Linked DNA regions of Homo sapiens: region 1 is linked to region 2. A link is a contact called in ENCODE Hi-C or POLR2A ChIA-PET data. All regions are on one chromosome and are shown on one strand. Each heading gives the region's core, a stretch centred on a gene start or an enhancer-like site at or near the end of the contact. The rest is flanking DNA. Distances are from core to core; before and after follow the strand shown. Region 1 holds the start of SCUBE2 (signal peptide, CUB domain and EGF like domain containing 2). Region 2 overlaps DENND5A (DENN domain containing 5A).

The links. Hi-C counts contacts between places; a loop is a spot of excess contacts on that map. ChIA-PET counts read pairs that join two places held with the same protein, here RNA polymerase II (POLR2A). Pooled maps may share reads with other maps.
Region 1: a map of endothelial cell of umbilical vein shows a loop between it and region 2 (4-fold over the local background). The contact joins the promoter of SCUBE2 here to the enhancer-like site in region 2. A Hi-C loop is called at or near these places in 6 of 168 maps with a recorded cell type or tissue (GM12878, K562, endothelial cell of umbilical vein and 3 more), 3 of 37 single-sample maps with no recorded cell type and 10 of 50 pooled maps. POLR2A ChIA-PET finds 5 or more read pairs at or near these places in 2 of 52 experiments (BJ and WTC11).

The regions. Positions count from the first base shown.
Region 1 is chr11:9,087,386-9,094,523 of GRCh38, forward strand. It overlaps SCUBE2 (signal peptide, CUB domain and EGF like domain containing 2), which reads right to left and starts at 4,214. Exons shown (of 23, transcript NM_001367977.2): 1 at 4,011-4,214; 2 at 2,322-2,444. The coding sequence starts at 4,143. MIR5691 (microRNA 5691) reads right to left here and starts at 2,994; the gene lies at 2,927-2,994. It also overlaps the pseudogene KRT8P41.
Region 2 is chr11:9,133,809-9,141,742 of GRCh38, forward strand. It overlaps DENND5A (DENN domain containing 5A), which reads right to left. Exons shown (of 23, transcript NM_015213.4): 23 at 5,017-6,046. The coding sequence ends at 5,863. Among named protein-coding and RNA genes, the nearest start is that of SCUBE2, 46 kb to the left of the region's middle. RefSeq lists enhancers at 4,211-4,400, 5,214-5,508. Within about 2 kb of position 3,668, at least 15 of the 41 ENCODE cell types and tissues checked have a DNase peak (open chromatin) inside an H3K27ac peak, as active enhancers do.

The DNA.
Region 1 (7,138 bases), core at 2,964-5,463, 46 kb before region 2:
GGGTACCAACATGTGTGAATTCCAGTACAGCAAATAGAATATTTAATACCGAAAGTGTGTGGTATGGAGGAATCAGCAGATAAATGTTCTGGGGAGAGATAGCCTTTTGGCCTCCCATGACATGGCAGGGGGAGGGGGGAAGAGAGAGAGAAAGAGAGAGAGAGCGTGAGCTACTTCATGGATGGATCACCAACCCCACTTGCTATGCACCTGACCAGGACCACACCTTCTCCAATGGGAGCGGTGGGAGCCTCACTCCTCATGCACAAAGGGGAGCTCCCTGAATGATATCCCAAGGGGTGTCACCAGATCCAAACTTGCCCGTCATAATCCCATCTGTTATTCATATTTGCTGTCTATATTTTCTTTTGGTCTTCCCTTCCTTTGTAACAAAGTTCATTGTAAAGATCCCATTTCTTGTCTCAGCTATGCTAAGACAAGGAGATGGGTGGATAGGGAGGATCAGGTCATTGCTACAACACTGCAAAAGCATCTGACAGTCACTTACCTACTTGGTCATCTGTATATTCTGTATCTAGATATTTCATTTGTGGGTTTGTCTGTTTGTTGGAAAAGACTTTGTGTCAAGGTGCTAGTAGACTGAGCCCATCTTACACAATCACTTATTCAAAAATAAGGATGTCTATTCAGTGTCTACCATGTACCAGGCACTGCTGAGCATTATATACTGTTCCAATATTTAGAATCTTTATTACTCAGAGGCCACAGTATGAAACAGATTGGTTTGAAACATCAGGGTCTGGACACTAGGCCATTAAATGGCACCAGAATAGACACTCATTAAAAGTTTTCCTCCTCTGGGTGGGCATAGTGGCTCATGCCTGTAATCCCAACACTTCGGGAGGCCGAGGCCAGTGGATCACCTGAGGTCAGGAGTTTGAGACCAGCCTGGCCAACATGGTGAAACCCCGTCTGTCCTAAAAATACAAAAATTAGCTGGACATGGTGGCAGGCGCCTGTAATCCCAGCTACTTGGGAGGCTGAGGCAGGAGAATTGCTTGGTCTCACACTCCTGGCCGGGGATGAGGAGGCTTCAGTGAGCTGAGATCGCGCCATTGCACTCCAGCCTGGGTAACAAGAGCAAAGCTCTGTCTCAAAAAAGTTTTCCTCCTCATCTAAAGAAGTTAATATGTTTTTCGAAGTGGAAAGAGACTTGGAAGGACTTTCTTACTCATTGTGTAGCTTTAGATCCTGCAAGTATTCAGAAGATCAATTCCCATGGGAGTTAAGCCCAAGTTCTAAAGAGTTTAAAACCTCTCGAAGAGGAAGGGGCCACCAACATACTTGTCAAGGTTGGGTCCAGGAGCAAGGAGGGATACTCAGAGATGAGTTCAGTGCTCCTCATCTAATTTCTTCCTGCAAGGGATGACTATAGACAGTGGGATTTCTCACTCATCCAAAGAAGGACAGCAGCAGGCTGAGTAAATATGAGAAACGTGGGGTTGGGGACAGAGCTAGGGGTGGAGACCTGACTTTCTTTCACTTGCAGGCAACTTGTGTGATCATGGCCACAACTCCTCTGGCCCTCAGTGTCCCCATCTGTGAAATGAGTAATAGCATTGGCCCAGAGCTACCTGAATAGCCCAGTCAGCTCCAATGTGTCATGATTTCCATCTCCAGGAACAGCCTCGAGTGTCCAGTCTCTGGCCAGCTATGAACTTCACAGTTCATGACTCTAGTCCAGATTATAAAATGGCAGAGTCCAAACCACAGGTTCTCAGACCTGCAGCTCTATGGGCTAAAATGCCCCTCTGCACACATCTCTCCAGAGTGAACCTGTAACTCCAAACGAGGAAGGTCCTTGGTGTACTCTGAAGCTTGGCACGTCACAATGCCAAACATTGTGGCCAAAGCCATAAACAGGATGGAGCCTCCTGAGCTGGTAGGGGAGGGCAGGACTCTCTAGCACTCAGACTTCAGGGCAAAGGTACAAACCGCCCCAGGGAGGTGCAGGATCAGCCCTGCTCTGGCAGGCATGGCTCTCCTGATCAGCATGGATGTTTACTTTCTGCCCCAAAACTGAGTGGGACCCAAAGATACTAACACATCTCTTTTCTTTTCCAGAAGCTAGACAAAAGGACATTTCAGAGCCAGATAAAACTGTGTGAGCAGCTCTGGGGAAGACCTAATGTTTCCAGTCCAAGATCTGAAATATATTTCAGAGAGCAGGTGATGTGATTCAGGGGCTGGGGGAAAGGGAGAGGAGGGGCAGTACTTTTACCAACATAAGTGGCCACTGCAAGAGCTAAGGAGGTAGGAGCTTCCCTACAGTCCCCCCACATGGTCCCCAAGGCACTTACCCTCACACTGCCTGCCTTCCCCTTGGTAGCCAGGCTTGCAGGAGCACTTGTAGGAGGTGGGTGTGTTCTGACACAGGGCGTCGGCATGGCAGTCATCTAGCCCTTGGGCACACTCATCTACATCTGCAAAAGAGCACAGCTGACACCTGGTACAGGCTCCCAGGCCATGTGTGATCTGGCCTCGGCCCTGTCTGGCATCATCCTCACCAGCCCACCCCGCTTCACTCCTCACAAGCTACAGCTGCTTGGGATCCCTGGGATAAACCAAACTGTTTCTGGGTCCCTGTTTCCAGGAACAGCCCGGACACTCTACGTGAAATTACCCCCACCATCACCTACTGGCCTTCAGGACTTAGCTCAAATCCACCTCCTCCAGGAAGCCTGCCATGACCCCCATTGTAGCTGCCCTCACCAAGTGCTCGCATATGTATGGCTTTGCATGCACACATCAGGCAGGGTTGTCACTGTTTTCCTTCCTCTCTCTCCACTAGACAATGTCTTGACAACAGACTGCGTCTGTGTCCCTTATGCCAAGCCAGCGCAGTACCTGGCATGTGAGTAGGCAATAGTACCTACATGCCCGCTAAAGGAGGAAAGGACCAAACGGACAGACAAGCTCTGAACACCAAGCAGCTGTCTGTCAGCTTTCTCGGAGCTCAGAGCAAGCTTGTCCAACACAGCCCGTGGGCTACGTGCAGCCCAGGACAGTTTTGAATGCGGCCCAATGCAAATTCATAAACTTTCTTAAAACATTATGAGATTTTTTTTTTATTTATTTATTTATTTTTTTTTTTTGCTCATCAGCTGTCGTTTGTGTTGGTATATTTTATGTGTGGCCCAATTCTTCTTCTTCCACTGTGGCCCAGGTAAGCCAAAAGATTGCACCCCGCTGGTTTAGAGTATTTATGGGAAGTCTGCCCCGGGATCGGAGCAGATGTCATCCAGGGCTCTCAGATGCTGCGAAGCGGGGATGGTGTCCCCATGGCCGGCCCCCTGCACTCCCACCCCTGCCCATCCTCTCAACCTGGAAACCCGCCTTGGCAGAAGTATTTCCTGGGTTGACACTACTCCAGGATATTAATTAAAAACAAAAGCATTTTGAAAGTATTGCAAGTCCAGTAAGCACAGCACGTCCAGAGTCCTCTCTGGAAACCAAAGTTCTCTGCTGAAAACCTAGGCTTGTTGCTGCTTCAGGGTAATTCCCAGATCGGAACAGGCGCTGTTCCGCTGACAGAAAAGTCTCTGGAGCCCACCCCGAAGCCATCAGCAGAACTTGCCGGCCCCCAAAGAAAGAAACGGCAAAGCTGCCACCGCCTCGCGGATGTGCCCGGCCCGGCCCTCAGTTTCCCCGCCTACGCTGAGGCGCGGGACCCCAAGGCCAGGGTCCGCACCCTCCTGCCTGCTCGCCGGCGACGGTCTGACTAGCAGGCGCTCTGGAGGCATCCGGACCGGGGCGGGAACCGTCAGCAGCTCCGGGTCCGAGGCCGGGCCGAAGGACTCAGGGCCCCAGCGGTCGTGGCGCCTTGGCCCGGCCGGCGGGTGAGGTCCCGGGGGGAGCAGAGGCCCCCGCGGAGCTGCAGCCGCCAGCCCCGAGCCCCGCGCGCCCGGCTCTGGACTCCGCCGGGGACCTAAACACTCTTCCTGGCCCTGCCTGCTGTGCCAGGTGCGCCCCCGCGGCCGGACACTCACCCTCCTGCGGCCCCGCGGCACGGCCCCGACCCGGCGGGACGGCCCCCGCCAGCAGCAGCAGTGGCGGCAGCAGCAGCAGCAGCAGCAGCACCGCCCAGGCCGCCCCGGGACGGTTGCGGCCCGCGACCCCCATGGATGGCTCAGCGGTTGCGGGCAGAGGCGGCGGAGTGCGGGCGGTGGCGGCGGCGGCGCGGGGAGGTGTGCGCGGACGCCCTGCCCGCTGCCGCTGCCACCCCCGGCCCGGCCCCGCCCGCCCCCCGAGCCCCGGCCTCATTTTCACACGGTCCCTCCCGGGCCGGGGCGGGAAGCGCAGGCGGGAGCAGTGCCGCCCCGCCCGGCCTCCTCCCGTCCCCTCCCCGGCCTCGGGTGGAGGGGGCGCGGCCGCGGTGGCCCGAGCGCGGCTGTCAGCCTGGCGGGGCGGCAGCACCGTGCCTCGCGCCCCGCGCAGCCCTGGCACCCAGCCCGCTGCCCCCCGCATCCCCGCTCCGCTCCAACGCTCGGAGCCCTCGGTGCCGCGCCTGTTCCAGTGTGTTACAACTCGACCCAGGCCCTCATGTGAGGACAAACAGCCCTTCTAGATTGAAATATTCGGGGTCAGGGCGCCCAGAAAGTGTTCCGTATAGTCCCCAAACCCCAAAGCCATCTTGGGGCTTTCCACGTGGGAGGTGGGAGGTGGGAGTGGAAGGAATTGGGGGTGACTTCCAATTCGGGAAAACAGCTGTTTGAATGGAGAAGGTGACCCTGGCTTCTCTGCCCACCCCAGCACACCCTCTGCACCCTTCTCCACACTGCCCACCCCAGGCCCTCTGGGATCCTCCATCCCACAGCCCTGAGGGCACTGGTCCACTTGTCCCACTGTGGGGCACACTGGGCCTAGAATCCCTGCAAGCTACTTATGTATATCTCAGGGCAGCCTAAGGGGAAGGGGGCTAGAGGTCAAAGGTGAGCCACCAGAGACAACAGACAGCAGCCCCGACTTTGCCGGAGTACAGGTGGCATTTACGATCACCTGAACTCATAAACATCAGGTCTGGCTAGCTTCAAACACAGGCAGGGCCTAGCACCTAGCCTTCCATGAAAGACAGTCCTTGCAAGGGAACAGGTACACAGGGTCTTCCCATATCACACTTGACACGGATGGCTGGAGCCCAATACACCCACCATCACTCCAGGAACAAATATAGTAACAATTTCCGGACGCAACCAAACATCACACTTAGGGATAGTAATGTTCTTCACTGAGCTTCTCCGTATTTATTCAATTTTCTCCTGCGATTATATACATACACATATGTATATATGCAGGCACACGCACGCGCGCACACACACACACACCATTCCTTTGGAGATCAGAAAAAAAATAGATGTCACCAAAAAATCCCCACCTAGCTCATGCACAAAAACTCTTATGTCTTCTTGGGGCCTATCCACAGCCCAGAGCTCCCAGCCTCTGCACCCTCAGTACCCACTGTCTGCCACCCCAGCCCCCGAACATGCCCACGGGGGCCTGCCTCTTTGGGCTGTGGCTAGTGCAGCTGCTTGATGGAGCTATCTGAGAAAATAACTTTTCTGTAGTTGTTTTTCTTTTGACCCTTTCAGTGAAGGCAGGCAGGTTGCGTCCCTCTTTCTGTCTGCGCCTCCCTCCCACTCCCTTTTGTTTGGTGCTGAGAGAGACACTCAGCTATTTCTGGTCATAAGGGTGGTTTTTACACATTTGTAAATCTTCAGTTAGTGAAACGTTCTCTCCACCTTTGTCTTTGTGTCCTTAATGGTAGCCATAAATTACTGCCTTCTTTTCTCTCCACTGCATCAGGCTTCATTGCTTTTGAAATGATCAAAGTTATTTCTTTTAAAATCCAACTAGAAACTGCCCATTGTGTGGCACAGACCTCTTTAGCTCCAGTTAAAGCATATAAATACATAAAGCTGCCCATTAAACTCTAGGGGGAGCCTCCTGCAGCGCCCTTGTGCCTGGCAAAGAAATCACACATGTGCTATTCTTCCCCTTTACCTTTCCCTAACTTGATCTTTCAGTAAGGACATAAATTAATAATGACAAGAATCAGCGCCTTTTTGCCTAAGACTGTCAGCTTTTGTCATGTTTCCCAGAAAAGTCCACCACTGGCACAGATCTCAAAAAATGTTCTGTATCCTATTTTGTTTGCGCTGACATCCTTACAAACGTGCTTTCAGCTGTTGGCTCCCAGACTCCTGGGCAACCTTTTTGACACTTGAGATTAAAGTCAATATGGCTTACAACCGGGAATTTCCACAGGGGGAAGCTCCAGGGGAAAACTGTGTCCAAATGTCAGTGTTTTTGGTGTCAGGAGGAACTTGGTTGGCTCTACTCTGGCTGCAGGCTGCCCTCTATTCTGCAGCTGAGGTCCCCACAAACTTCTCAGAAAGGCCTCAGACACCGTCCCTGGACTGAGGCTAAAGCTCCCTCTTCCTCTCCCTGTCTCCTCTCCACAGGCTGAGAGGCCATGAACCAGGCCTCAGGGGTGCGAAGAGGCAGTCCAGCCAGCCCAGTCACACTGGTGTGGGCCTTTGAGGAGGCTGAAGAAAGCCTGGTAGTGGCCGGCCATGCGTGCCCCTGAACTACACATAAGCAGGTGCCACTCTGCACTCATGGGACACCATTCAGTGCCCACCTTTCTTGACTCCCCCCCCGCCCCCAGCAGCCTCTGACATGTGGACTACTTCTCCCTGGTGGAAACTCTCCTTACCCTTGGTTGTCATCGTGGCAAACTCCTGGTTTTCCTCCTACCTCTCAGGAAATGCCTTCTCCACCATCTTCTAGGAGTCCTCTTTCTATACCCTCTCTCTGGATGGTTCACTCATTCCCTTGATTCCATAATGTCAATCTCCAGCCTGGATTCATCCCCTTGGTTCAATCCCATGTATCCAGTTGCCTACTAGATACCACCTTGATCTTCCCTAGATCCCACCTTGATCTTCCCTAGATCCCTCTGATTGAACATGTTCAAAACGAAGCTCATGACCTAGAAGAAGCTTCTCTGCTTTCTCGAATCTCTGCCTGGTTCAGCCCACCCACCCCTCCACTACTGCCTCCACCATGTCCATCAGGGTGACCCAGAAGTCCTACAGGGTGTCCACCTCTGGCCCCT
Region 2 (7,934 bases), core at 2,418-4,917:
GAATGAAGGTTGGGGTTATACCACTAAGCAAGCCAAGCCCCACTGAAGTGATAGCTGAAGGTGATGGGAACTTAGGATAGCGCAGAAGGGAGAAGGTAAGTACCAACCATGGCCCCAAGACTAACTTCATCAATGGTGATTGTAATTTGTTCCCCAAAGCTCCCTCTTCTAGGTTTCCCGTCGGGAAACCATGGAAAGAAACATGGGTGCATTGTGGAAAAGAGGATCTGTGCAGTATAAGGGGCAGACTGTGCAGGTTGTGGAGCTGCATCACTCAAGTCTCCTTCAAGAAAACCTGACAAAGTGCCCAGAGGAGTCATAATTAATGGCAGCCCCCAGCTGCTTCCCCTGTGAATGCAGAAGCCACACTTCCTCTAGGCTCTGCTTCTAGACAACAACTGAGCACAACAGGATTACTGGTGTGCCCAGTCTTGCCCAAAGTGGACTCCTCTCATGAGCAGCTTTTTGCCAGGGACTCCCCATCAACTTCACTGAGATTCTTCTCAGAGCTGGTCTATGGTCTAAGACTTCCTTCCCAGTCCTTCCTCCCTCTGTCCTCTCCCAGGGGTCAGCCTGGCCCCTGGATCTAAAGCCTCTCCCTGCCTACTCTTGCTCCCTTGCTCTTTAGCCCTCACAGGTGTTTCCTTTGTCTTGGCATCTGCTTCTCAAAAAAACCCAAGTTGACAGAAATAATATATGATCTCTCAAAGATAGAGTACCTCTACTAAAACATAGGGGCTAGCCGGGCAAGGTGGCTCACGCCTGTAATCTCAACACTTTGGGAGGCCAAGGCGGGTGGATCACGAGGTCAGGAGATTGAGACTATCCTGGTAACATGGTGAAACCCTGTCTCTACTAAAAATACAAAAAATTAGCCGGGAGTAGTGGCACGCACCTGTAGTCCCAGCTACTCAAGAGGCTGAGGCAGGAGAATTGTTTGAACCTGGGAGGTGGAGGTTGCAGCGAGCCACAGATAAATACATAAAAATAAAACATAAGGGCTTGGCCGGGTGCAGTGGCTAACGCCTGTAGTCCCAACACTTTGGGAGACTGAGGTGGGCAGATTGCTTGAGCCCAAGAGTTCAAGACCAGCCTGGGCAACATGGCAAAACCCCGTCTCTACAAAAAATACAAAAATTAGCTGTGCATGGTGGTGTGCACCTGTAGTCTCAGCTACTCAGGCTGAGGTGGGAGGATTGCTTGAGCCTGGGAAGTTGAGGCTGCAGTGAGCCAAGATTGTGCCACTGCACTCCAGCCTGGGTGACAGAGTGAGACCCTGTCTCAAAGAAAAGGGTGGGGCAGCGGGGTGGGCCAGGCTTGAGGGGGAAGGATGGGAATAACATACCAAAAAAAGTTTAACTGTTTTCCATGATCATAATTGGTAGTAGAAGCATTAGTATTGTTATTCTGAGATGGCTGTGTTTATAATGTGGGATAAAGCAAATGGTTAATTAGGGGATCTTCTTATTCTACCAATTTCTCTGCCCTTCAAACCTAGGGTTCTCATTATGGAAAAAAGAGATACAGATGTAATATATAAGAAGTTAAGCCAGGCATGGTGGCTCATGCCTGTAATCCCAACACTTTGGGAAGCCAGGCAGGAGGACTGCTTGAGCCCAGGAGTTCAAGACCAGCCTGGGCAATGTAGTGAGACCCTGTCTCCACAAAAAATTTAAAAATTAGTTGGTTGTGGTGGTGCACACCTGTAGTCCCAGCTACTCAGGAGGCTGAGGCAGGATCACTTGAGCCTGGGAAGTCAAGGCTGTGTGAGCCATGATCGTGCCACTGTGCTTCAGCCTGGCCAACAGAGTGAGACCCTATCTCCAAAAAAAAAAAAAAAAAGTAAAAGTATGTTATAGTTTGGTTTGATCCCTCCAAATCTCATAGTCAGTTTCGCCACGCTGACCAGGCTGGTCTTGAAGTCCTGACCTCAAGTGATCCATCCACCTCGTCCTCCCAAAGTGCTGAGAATACAGGTGTGAGCCACTGAGCCCAGCCTCCTTCGTCTCTCTCACCCCTCTCTTGCTATGTGATTCTGCACACCCTTCCTCTTCCACCATGTGTGGAAGCAGCTTGAGACCCTCACTAGATGCAGGTACCAGCATCATGCTTCCTGTAAAGCCTGCAGAACGATGAGCCAACTAAGCCTCTTTTCTTTAAGAATTACCCAGCCTCAGGTATTCCTTTGTAGCCGCATTAAATGGACAAAGGCACCCTATAATCCTGAATTGGAATCAGAAAGAACACTGTAAAATCATGGGGTACCATAGATGCATGTGTGTATACACACTCATGTATACATACATATTTATATATGCATTTAACATATATAATTCCAAGACCTTCACTATCTTTAAAAATACATATTTACTATATATGTTTCTAGATGTCTATATTAAATGTATAAAAATGTTATATTTAAATATAATCAAAGCTCTGTCTACTGAATAGGCCTAGAACCAATGATCTACCAGTAACAATGAGAATTTCTAGTGTCCAATTATGGTCTTGCAATACCATTTCCCACTTAAGGAAACCAGGGCTTTTTGGAGAAATGACTGATTCCAAGTCTAGGACAGAAAATGAATAAAGTGAGCCTAGAACATCTTGCAATACCAGAAAACAAAGCAGATATCAAAGACAACTAGAGTTGTGTCAGAACAACTCAGGAACCAACTTAAAGAGGCTCCCAAAGGCCAAAGGCAGGACAATAAAGATAATAATTGCAATGAGATGAAGCCTATCAAATACATCTAAACTCATGAGTTCATAATATTGTTTAAAAAATAGTCACCTTCTGAGGATAACAAAGAACCAGTTCATATCTTAAAAGTTGGGTAAATAAAAGGAAAGAATTAAGCACTTATCTGCCTTTCCCACACAAACTCTACTGGGAAATCAAACAGTAGATGAGAGACAATGTCTCCTTATAAAATTATTCCATCTAATAAATGAAGAGAAAATGATAGATTAGAATATCCCCATGCTGCAATCCCCAGTGAATTACTTGCTGGATGTAGGCATTGAGCATCAGTGGCTGCTAACATAACAAAAGTGAAAAACAGATGTTACGTGCTTCTTGCTAAATGAGCACACCACTACCTAGAGTCTTATCAAAGGGATCAACCTGAGGCAAATTGTCTAGATCTAGCTGCTGATCTGCAGGAAATGCTGAGGATAAAGGAGTATATTGAACTGCACCACGGGCATGAAATGAGCAAAAACCCAGGCTGTGAAAATCTACAGATCAAATGGCTTAAAATCTTCAACAATTTGTAAGAAAAGGAAAGGGATGGAGGGGACCCTTTAGATTAAAAGAGACTTAAAAGATGTATCAAGTTTTTTTAAAAGGACAGTAAGACTATAGCATGTAGGGATGCACATCTGGGTGACAAAACAATAAAGAAACTCAACGAAATTATTACTTATAAAAGTTAAGATGGAAGAAGGGAGGTGCTGGGACTGTGATGGGGAAGGGGGAACATGGAGGACCCTGGGGGGCTGGCAAAGTTCTATTCTTGACCTGAGTGGTGATTATAAGGGTGCTTGCTTTATAGTAATTCCCTGAGTTCCTTTGCTTGCTTGTTTATTTACCAGTCCCTGAAATCACAGCCTGGGAAGCCCTGAAGTAGAGCAGGTGCAGAAGCTGAGGCAGGCAGGGCTGCTTGCTGAGTGAACCAAACACACCTGATTTACCCAGGACCACTGGAGAGGCCTGGCTGGGCCCTACACGGAAGAACGCAGTTGACTCAAATGTCCTTGAAATCTTGAGCTACTAAACAGGTCTGTTCTCTTATATCACACATCATTCCAAAACAGATTTGCAGAAGATTACAAAACAAAACACAGTAGAAAGTGAGTAGGATCAGCTGTTACAAAGAGCAAGGAAATAGTTGGTCCCAGCACCTGCCTTAAGGTAAGCTCAGGCCTAGGCCCACAATATAAACACATACAGCTGAGTTCCATGCTGCCCTTCTTGCCCAGCCAAGAATCCCACTTCCTGCTCCAGAGGTACTGCCTACCTTCCTTCCCCTTTCCTCGGCCTTCTCCGAGAGAACTAAAGCTCTGTCCGTGGGCTCCAGGCAGACGGCTGCAGTGTGGCCTCTCACCCCCTCTGCAGGCAGGACGCTGCGCTGCAGCTCTCTGGGCCCTCTCCTCATCTCTTCAGAAGCATTTACCACCTGCCAGGCCCAGGGGATGGAGACAGGCAAGAGATCCCCCTTTTCCCTCTGGGAGCTCACGGTGCAAGGGCTGAGCCTGACACGAAAGCAGGCAATGACAATCCAGAGAGGAGATGCCAGCATCTAAGAAAATGAAGGAGCACAAGGATGGAATGATTAACTGCCTAGGGAGATTGGGGACACTTCACAGCAGGTGACTGCTAAAGTAAACCCTGTACAACAAACACAAAGTGGGTGAAGGGGAGGCATTCCAGGCAAAGGGAAAATGCATGCAAACCAGGAAAGCATAAAAGAGGGCACTGATTGGTCTGAGGTGCCTGACTTGATCACGTTACACTTCTTCTGGAGCTTCCTGCCAAAGCAGCCTGAAGAATAAAAATGAACGAAGCTGGACCTCTCATAAAGGTCTCCCACCTGCCATCCCCAGGAAAGCAAACCTTTCTTTCAAGAGCTTCCCCCGACCCCCAGCTTCCCACACCTGGTCTCCCTTACCCTCTCAAGAAAGGGCCCATCCTGTCTCAGTCAAGTGACAACCTCTGCACCCCTGGCCGGGTCTTTTCCCTCCTGTGTCTCAGTCTCCTCCTCTGTGGAGTGGGGAAAGAACCCTGTCTGCATCCATGTGAATCAGCCACATAACAGCTAGGAAGGCTCCTAGCACTGCGGGCAGAAGGACCCAGGAGACCCCAGGCCCTCAGGGGCATCCTGGGCAGGCCACAACCCCGAGCCTGCTGGTAAAGAGAGGTGATGCCACAAGACCATCCTCACAGATGGACCCAACTGCACCCGCAGCCACCCACTGCTCATAAACCTCCATAAAAATCAGTGATCCATGCAGTTTTTGTTTCAGGTGTTTTATTAAGTGGGCCATACTGTAGCTGGTTTCTAAGTTGCAAAACATAAATTTAATAATAATAACATAGCCAGTTAGATTGTGACAAGCTTTTCCTTTCCTTAAAAAAAGAAAATACTTAAAAACACACAATGGCGGGTTAAATAAATAAAACATTTTAAAAAAGAAAAAAGAAAAGAAAAACCTGTTAAAACATGCTTATGTTTACTTCTGTGAAACTGTGCCAACAGGAAATGTGGTATTTGGCACGATGACACATCCCGGCATGTCTCCTTCCCAAACAATACTGACAAAAAAGAAAATACGTGGGACTGACTCATCGGTGCTTGCTTAGAGGCACTACTAAAAATCCCTTTGATTGGAGCATGGGGCTTCCCGCGCAGCACACCTGTGTGTGGCCTATGAAAGCCAAATATCCATAATAATGTTAATATAGAAAAACATTAGTTTAAAAATGATGTGGAAGGGCCTCATTAATGCGACGGGGCAAGGAAACATAACTGTCCCGCACGCAGTGCCACAGGCTCAGTCCAGGGAGGCCTCAGGCTTCCAGCATGTGGCCACGGCGAGGGAGGGCACCAGCTTCAAAATAAGCGGCACCAGCCTCGCTCCCTCTCCCTATCACTCTTTCACATGAAAGTGTGTAAAAAGCAAATCAGCAAATAAACTCTAAAATAGATTATTTATTCCAAAAATCCTCTAGTTTTCTTTTTACAGTGAGTGTACATTTTGTCTCCTACTCCTGCACAATCGCTTAAGTCCCTTTGGGAAAAAAGGTCAGAGCTGCAGGGTGAGTCTTTCTCAGTCCTGCTGCTGGCTGGTGCTGGGAGGTCAGATGTCGATGCCCTTGACAAGGGACGTCTCCAGCGTGATGTTGAACTCCTGCAATGTCTGCAGCACACGAATCAAGGAATTGACAAGTGTATGGTCTTTGATCAGTGCCACATCCTCATACATGTGTGCAGTGATGGGGCAGTCAGCCAGCAGGGCAATCCAGTGGTGTAGGAGGTGATCTCTGGCAGAGCGGGAGCAGTCCAGGCAGGTCAGAGGGGCAAAGGAAAAGGAAGAGAGAGCGTTAGTGCAAGGCCAAGGGGGAAACCATGAACTAAGTCTGAAGCTGGAGAAGCTGACAGCCCCCCACACCCCCCTTTCCCAAACAGGGACTGGCAAAGAGGTCTTTCAGCTCCAGGACACCAAACAAACCTGACCCAAATCAGCCCTGTCATGAGCCTCCAAGCCTCCTCCTCCCCTGCCTCCCTCGCCCTGCCTAGTCAGCCCCACCACTGGTGTCTCCCAGAGCTTCTCTCCTCCCACAGCTACCACCACCAGGAATAATAATAAGCACTAACCTCACATAACACTCAGCATGTGCTGGCACTGACATAAGAGATTTAATCTTCATGATAACCCTGTGATATGAGGTAGGTACTATTATTATCCCCACTTTATAGATGAAGAAAGTAGGGTAGATGGAAGTTAAGTAGCTTGTCCAAGATCACATGGCTAGTAAATGGATAACTTGAGATCTGAACCTAGTGAATGCGGTTCTGGAGTCTGTTTTTAACCACTATGCCAATTCTCTCCCTTTATGCAGCCTGAATAAACTGCCTTAAGTTTATTTGAGCTTCATGCTCTCTCACCTGACCTACAGGAATAGCCCCTAATAATCATGTCCACTCTAATGCATACCACCCATAATATCAGATTAATATTACTTCAGTCCCCTGATGAAACAACTTTGTACTAATATGAAAAGAATCTTTCTCTGTCCCAGCTCAGGGGCCCTACCCTCCTTTCAACTGTGTTTCCTATTACTGCCCTTGCCACGTTCTGTTATTTCCTTCCATTAAAGGCTCACTTAAATACCAACTCCTCCCTGAAGTCTTCTCTGATCTTTCTCCTCTACCTTTTCAGCATATTGTATGAATGTACACTTCATTTTTGGACCCTCAAAACCTTCTTCCATGCTCTGTATTTAATTAGGACAAGTAAGCTTCTAAATGTTGGCCAGGCATGGTGGCTCACGCCTGTAATTTCAGCACTTTGGGAGGCCAAGGAAGGCAGATCACCTGAGGTCAGGAGTTCAAGACCAGCCTGACCAACATGGAGAAACCCCGTCTCTACTAACAATACAAAACTAGCCAGGCGTGATGGCGCATGCCTGTAATCCCAGCTACTCGGGAGGCTGAGGCAGGAGACTCACTTGAACCCAGGAGGCGGAGGTTGTGGTGAGCCGAGATCACACCATTGCACTCCAGCCTGGGCAACAAGAGCGAAACTCCATCTCAAAATAAATAAATAAATAAATAAATAAATGGTAAGGGGCCACGTTTTATTCAGCTGTCTTCCTACCAACTTCCATAAGGCCATTTAAATGTCTAATGAAGGAATAACTAGATATACTCTGCTTCAAACTTCCCCAGTGGTGTGATTTTGATCTTTCCTTTCAAAATGGGGCCCCTCTGCCCCGAGTTACATACACGTTGTCATCCCTACCCCGACAGATCACCACACACATAAGTCACGTGTTGCTTAATGACAGGGATACAGTCTGAGAAATGTGTCATTAGACAGTTTCGTCACCATGCGAACTTTATAGGGTTCTCATACAAACCTAGATGGTAGAGCCTACTATATGTCTAGCCTGTTGCTCCTAAGCTACAAATCGGTACAGCCCTGTCACCAGCCCCCAGGCCTGCTCTTCTACACTTCTCCTGGAGCTTCCTGCCACAGCAGCCTGAAGAATAAAAATGAAGGAATACTGTGCTGAATACCGTAGGCAACTAAAACACAATGGTAAGTATTTGGGTACCTAAACATCTCAACCTATAAAAGGTACAGTAAAAACAGAGTATAATCTTATAGGACCATCATCCCATAAACAGTCCGTCACTGACAAATGT